Regions from separate parts of the Homo sapiens genome. Here region 2 is linked to region 1. Evidence: read pairs that join two places in POLR2A ChIA-PET (ENCODE). Cell type or tissue: GM12878. All regions are shown on one strand. Links, peaks and the distances in the headings refer to the core of each region. The heading gives the core; the rest is flanking DNA.

The links. ChIA-PET counts read pairs that join two places held together with the same protein. Peaks named below come from ENCODE experiments on the same cell type or tissue, not always from the same donor. Only the 100,000 strongest peaks of a DNase experiment are listed, where the experiment ranks them.
Region 2: POLR2A ChIA-PET joins it to region 1 with 10 read pairs; 13 of 35 experiments call an interaction of 5 or more read pairs at or near these places.

Annotation. Positions count from the first base shown.
Region 1 is chr16:29,809,973-29,812,870 of GRCh38, reverse strand. MAZ (MYC associated zinc finger protein) reads right to left here. Exons shown (of 5, transcript NM_002383.4): 5 at 1,707-2,794. The coding sequence ends at 2,640. It overlaps PRRT2 (proline rich transmembrane protein 2), which reads right to left and starts at 678. Exons shown (of 4, transcript NM_145239.3): 1 at 548-678. MVP-DT (MVP divergent transcript) reads left to right here. Exons shown (of 4, transcript NR_186424.1): 3 at 2,698-2,836. RefSeq lists silencers at 676-825, 1,226-1,305. In GM12878, for the core only: no CTCF peak of the experiment used is centred there; a DNase peak (open chromatin) is centred at 1,530; H3K4me3 peaks cover 1,921 bases; H3K27ac peaks cover 26 bases.
Region 2 is chr16:29,681,802-29,684,699 of GRCh38, reverse strand. All of the region lies in intron 1 of QPRT (quinolinate phosphoribosyltransferase), which reads right to left. Among named protein-coding and RNA genes, the nearest start is that of QPRT, 4.1 kb to the right of the region's middle. In GM12878, for the core only: no CTCF peak of the experiment used is centred there; no DNase peak of the experiment used is centred there.

The sequences.
Region 1 (2,898 bases), core at 228-2,727:
AAAAGTTGGGGTTTCCTTTGCCTTAGGGTGGGACATCCCTGCGGGAGGAGTGCTCTACTCAAAGTCTTCTGCTTGGAGAGCCCTGGGGAAGATTAACCCTTTTGTAAACAGGACCTTCTCCAGGGTCTCTCCCTGGGTCCATCCAACAAGATCCAGACTCTCAGATCCCAGCACCCCAAAATCAACGAGCTGTGCAAATAGCACTCCGACAGGCCGACTGGGCAGAGGACCCGACATTCGCATTCCACTCCCTCTGCATCCTCCCCTCCTCCCTGGGCTCCCAGGCGGTGCGGGTTTTCTTGCTGCGCGTTTAGGGCGAGGACGCTCCCGCCCCTTTCTGGGGGACCTGGTTATCTCCTTCGATCCCCTGTCAGCCCCTCTCCCGGGGCTTCCCTCGCCTTCGGTGGGCTGGCGCCTCCTCCCGATGGTTCAGCCCGCCCAGCACCACCACCAGCCCTCCAGACACCCGCATTCCCGTGCAGTCCGCCCGGCGTCAGCCGTCGGTCGGTCCACTCCTACCCGCAGCCTCAGTCTGCCCGGGTCTCACCTCGACGCCGGCCTCCGGACAGCTCCCGCTGCCGCTGCTGGCTTTTGCAGCAGCCGCAGCCCGGGAGGGAGCAAGTCAGCTAGGGAGGGAGGGAGGCGGCGGGTCTCCCTCTTCTCCTCTCCCGTGTGCTCATCCCCTCCTCTCCGGTCCCCTCCCCTACGCTCCGCCGCCGTCGCCGCCCCCGCCCCTCGCGAGCCTCCGGCCCCTCCCGCCAGCCCAAGGGAGCCACGCGTTACCCAGGCAACCGGCCCGGGGACCACTCGCGCCCCCTCCCTGCCCCTTCTCACGCGCGCCTCCAGGAGAGACGCCTCCTTCTTAAGTCCCCGGCCCCTCCCGCCAACGGTCACCGGGATTCCTGGAAGAGACGGGGATTTGGGGGAAACGGAGAGGGTTCTGCGAGGAGACGGGACCAGTGAGACAGGCAGGACCGGGTGGAGGCGTCTCTACGAGCAGGAGGGCAAGGAAGATGGGGCAAGACGCGGGGAGGCTGCAGAGGAGGAGCAGGGTGGGGTTTGGAGAGAATGGAGCCTGCAGAAAGGAGCGGCAGAAACTGGCGCTGGAAGGCTCAAAAAAGGGGCCCTGGAAAGGACGGAGCGGGGACAGGAAAGGGAATTCCAAGGGGCAGGAGGAGCTGGGCAGAGGAGCCCGTGTAAACACAGAGTGGCCCATGCCCAGGATGAGGGACAGGTGCAGCTTTCATTCTCTACCTCGCTGCTCCCAGTCCTAGGGCTCGGACTCCCCAGCCTTTCCGCAGCCGCATCCACCCACCATGGCCTCAGGGCCGTGACGCGCGTGGGGAGGGATGCGGCTGGGGGCTGAGCAGCGGCCATGAGTGTGGACGGGGGAGGGCGGCATTCCCGTCTGGCAGCTCTGTTTGGGTTTCTGACGGGGCCTCTTCAAACCTCCAGGGGCTATTCTGGGCCTGTCCGAGTTGGGAATTCCCCAGAGACCTGGAACTTGCTCTCCACAGCCACAGCCTTGGCCCCGCCCTGTATCTGTGCTGCCGCCAGTAAGGCTGCCCCTGGGGAGGGCGGAGCCAGAACCTCACAGCCTCACAGGGCAGAGCAAGGCTGGATTGACGGACACCAGGCCGAGAAGAAACCCTTGGGGTTGGCGGCAGTTCTTAGTGAGGGCAATTCATTCAATCCAGAGCCAGAAACAGGATTTTATTTAAAATTTATTGTAATGGGGTCCGCGCAAAAGGAAGGGGTGGAGGGTGGGGTACATGCAGGGGACACAGGAACACGATGACATGGCCAGGGCCACAACTTCTTCTGTCGTGGGGAAGAGGGATGAAAAGACAAGACCAGGGCTGGAGCTGGGGTGGAAGAGGGGAGGGGGACACTGGCTGCATTCCCCCGCCCCCAGGAAGCACCTCTAGGCCCTGGACCCCTCGCTCACCCTGGCCCCTAAGACTCCATCTCTTCTCTGCCTCTGGCCCTCCTGGCTCTTCCTCCTGCTCCCCTTGACTTTTTCCCCTGACAGATTCTCAAGTAGGACGATGTTCAGGGCCTGACCCCAACCCCCCATACCACCTTATGAAGGTACAACCTTTGCCGGCCCTGCTTCTGCCCCTCCTCAAACCTCACCGCTTTCCCTCTTTGGGACAGCTCTGATCCCCCTCCTTCCTCTCCTCCCTCCCCCTGGAAAAAAAAAAAAAAGGAAAAGAAAGCACCAACTCCCCGGGGAGGGGCTGCAGACAGCAGGGGGAGAGGACTGGAAGGAGAGAAGAGGACCGTCGAGGGAAGAGGCTCACAAGTCCCTGGGAAGACAGGGCATGGGCTTACAGAGAGGAGAGGGGGTACGGGCAGTGGCTGCTCGTGTCCTCTGCCACCCCTGCCCACTGTCCAGGGGACTTCAACACAACCGAGGGGACAGGTTTGTGTGGGGTCAGGTCTGACAGAAGAGGAGCAGGAGAAACAAATCGTTAAAACCTAGCGAATTCCCCTAAGAAAACATTTCTTCCTCCTTTCCTTCTGGAGGCTCCTTGGTTGGTAGGGAAATAGGAGTTGGTGGGAAAAGAGGGGGGAGAGGAGCTTGTACCAAGGGACTCTACTCCATTCTCCCCTCTCCCCCGCAACCAACTTGGAGCTCACCAGGGTTGGGAGGGAAGTGGCTGAGAGCTCACAGGCACCCCCTCCGCCCCCGAGAGGGAGCCCACAGCTGTGGGAGGGGCTGCTACTGCTGCCGCTGCTGCCGCTGCCGCCGCTGCCGCTGCCGCCGCCATTGGACAAACCTCACCAGTACCTGCACAGGAGAAACACCACGGATCACAGCGCGATCTGAATGGCAAGAGCCTTGCCCTCACCCCACACCTTCCCAGCCTGCTTCCCCTGGGACACAGCCGTTGC
Region 2 (2,898 bases), core at 256-2,755, 130 kb after region 1:
GTGCCCAGAGGGTGGTAGGGAATGGCTCTGGAGTTCAGAAGAGATGCTGCCGTGGCCAGGCGCGGTGGCTCACGCCTGTAATCCCAGCGCTTTGGGAGGCCGAGGCGGGAGGATCACGAGGTCAGGAGATCAAGACCATCCTGGTGAAAACGGTGAAACCCCGTCTCTACTAAAAATACAAAAATTGAACTCCGGGGCCAACATAGCAAAACCCCGTCTCTACTAAAAATACAAAAATTAGCCAGGCGTGGTGGTGGGCGCCTGTGATCCCAGCTACTCAGGAGGCTGAGGCAGGAGAATCGCTTGAACCTGGGAGGCAGAGGTTGCAGTAAGCCGAGATAGTGCCATTGCTCTCCAGCCTGGGCAACAAGAGCAAAACTCCGTCTCAAAAAACAAAAGAAAAAAAGAAAAAGTTAGCTGGGCATGGGGGTGCACGCCTGTAGTCCCAGCTACTCGCCAGCTACTCGGGAGGCTGCGGCTTGAGTCCAGGAGTTGGAGGCTGCAGTGACCTGTGATTGCACCACTGCACTCCAGCCTGGGTGACAGAGCAAGCCACGGTCTCTAAAATAAAATAATAAGATAAAGAACCCACAGGGCATGTCCAACAAAAAGAGAAGCATCATCAGGAGTGGGTACCTGGGAAGGAGAAGAGGGTTTTGGGAGGTGAGCAGAAGTAAATAGAAGGAAGACTGAGGATGGGGCTCTGCACTTAGCAACTGTGAGGCCTGTGCCAGAGCGGTTTTTGTGCCATGTGTCGGGGGCAGAAGCCACATTGTCATGCTCGAGGAGCGCACGGGAGGTAGGGAAGTGGGGGTGTTGGTGTGAACCACTCCTTTCAAGAGAAGTGGACACAGTGGGGCCTCTGCCTGGGCTGCACACCAGAATCACAGGGAGCTTTTCAAACTTTCAGATGCTCAGGCCCATTCCAACCCAGTGAACCAGAATCTCTGGGGGTAGTTTCCAGGGATCCAGGTTGGGGAAGAGCCAGCCCCCACCCTGCTCTGTGACTCAGATGCACATGAGGATCAAGAATCAATGCTCGGCCAGGGGCGGTGGCTCATGCCTGTAATCCCAACACTTTGGGAGGCCGAGGCAGAAGGATCGCTTGAGGCCAGGAGTTTGAGACCAGCCTGGGCAGCATAGTGAGAACCCATCTCTACAAAAACAATTTTAAAAATTAGCTGGGCATGGTGACACACGCCTGTAGTCCTAGCTATTCAGAAGGCTGAAGTGGGAGGATCCCTTGAGTCCAGGAGTTGGAGGCTGCAGTGAGCTATGATGGAGCTACTGCACTCTGGCCTAGGCAACAGGGTGAGACCCTGCCTCAGGGAAAAAAAAAAAAGAACCAATGCTCTCATAAGACCACATATTGGCTGGGCGTGGTGGTCACACCTGTAATCCCAGCACTTTGGGAGGCCAAGGTGGGCCTAAGATCACCTTAGGTCAGGAGTTCGAGACCAGCCTGGACAACATGGTGAAGCGCTGTCTCTACTAAAAAAATACAAAATTTATCCATGTGTGGTGGTGCACGCCTGTAATCCCAGCTACTCGGGAGACTGGGGTGAGAGAATCGCTTGAATCTGGGAGGCGGAGGTTGCAGTGAGCCGAGGTTGCGCCACTGCACTCCAGCCTGGGCAACAGAGTGAGATTCCATCTCAAAAAAAAAAAAAAAGAATCAGTCAGGTGTGGTGGCTCATACCTGTAATCCCAGCACTTTGGGGCATTTGAGACCAGCCTGTGCAATATAGTGAGACCCCTATCTCTAAATTAAACATTTTTTAATCAAAAAAATAAAGTTTCAAAGACTCTTAAAACATACTAACCAATCACAAAGTGTAGATTTTACTTAGATCCTAATTCAAACAAACTAAAAGCAAATTAGGCTATTTATGAAACCACTGGAATCTGGACATTGAATGTTTGATAACACCAAGGAAATTTTTAAAGTTTAGTTTTGACAATAGTATTGTGGTTGTAGTAAAAAGAAAAGTCTTTATCTTTTAAGAAAAAAACATGATGAGGCTGGGCGCAGTGACTTGCGCCTGTAATCCCAGCACTTTGGGAGGCCAAGGTGGGTGGATCACCTGAGGTGAGGAGTTCAAGACCAGCCTGGCCAGCACGGCAAAACCCATCTCTACTAAAAAAAAAAATGCAAAAAAATTAGCTGGGCATGGTGGTGGGCACCTGTATCCCCAGCTACTTGGGAGAGTGAGGCAGGAGAATCACTTGAACCTGGGAGGCAGAGGTTGCAGTGAGCCAAGATCACGCCATTATACTCCAGTCTGGGCAACAAGAGCGAAACTCCATCTCAAAAAAGAAAGAAAGAAAACATGCTGAGATGTTCACATATGAAAAGATTTGAGCCAGGCACGGTGGCTCATGCCTGTAATCCCAACACTTTTGGGAGGCTGAGGTTGGAGGATCGCTTGAGGCTGGGAGTTTGAGACCAGCCTGGGCAACACAGCAAGAACCCATCTCTAAAAAAAAAAAAAATTTATTTTAATTAGCCAGGTGTGGTGGCACACGCCTGCAGTCCCAGCTACTCCACAGGCTGAGGCAGGAGGACCACTTGAGCCCAGAAGTTGGAGGCTACAAACAGTGAGCTATGATTATGTTACTGCACACCAACCAGCCTGGGTGACAGAACAAGACCCCGTCTAAAAAACAAAAGAGGCCGGGTGCGGTGGCTCACACCTGTAATCCCAGCACTTTGGGAGGCCGAGGAGGCAGATCACAAGGTCAAGAGATCGAGACCATCCTGGCCAACATGGTGAAACCCTGTCTCTACTAAAACTACAAAATTAGCTGGACATGGCAGCAAGTGCCTGAAGCACGTGTAGTCCCAGCTACTCGTGAGGCTGAGGCAAGATAATCACTTGAACCTGGGAGGTGAAGGTT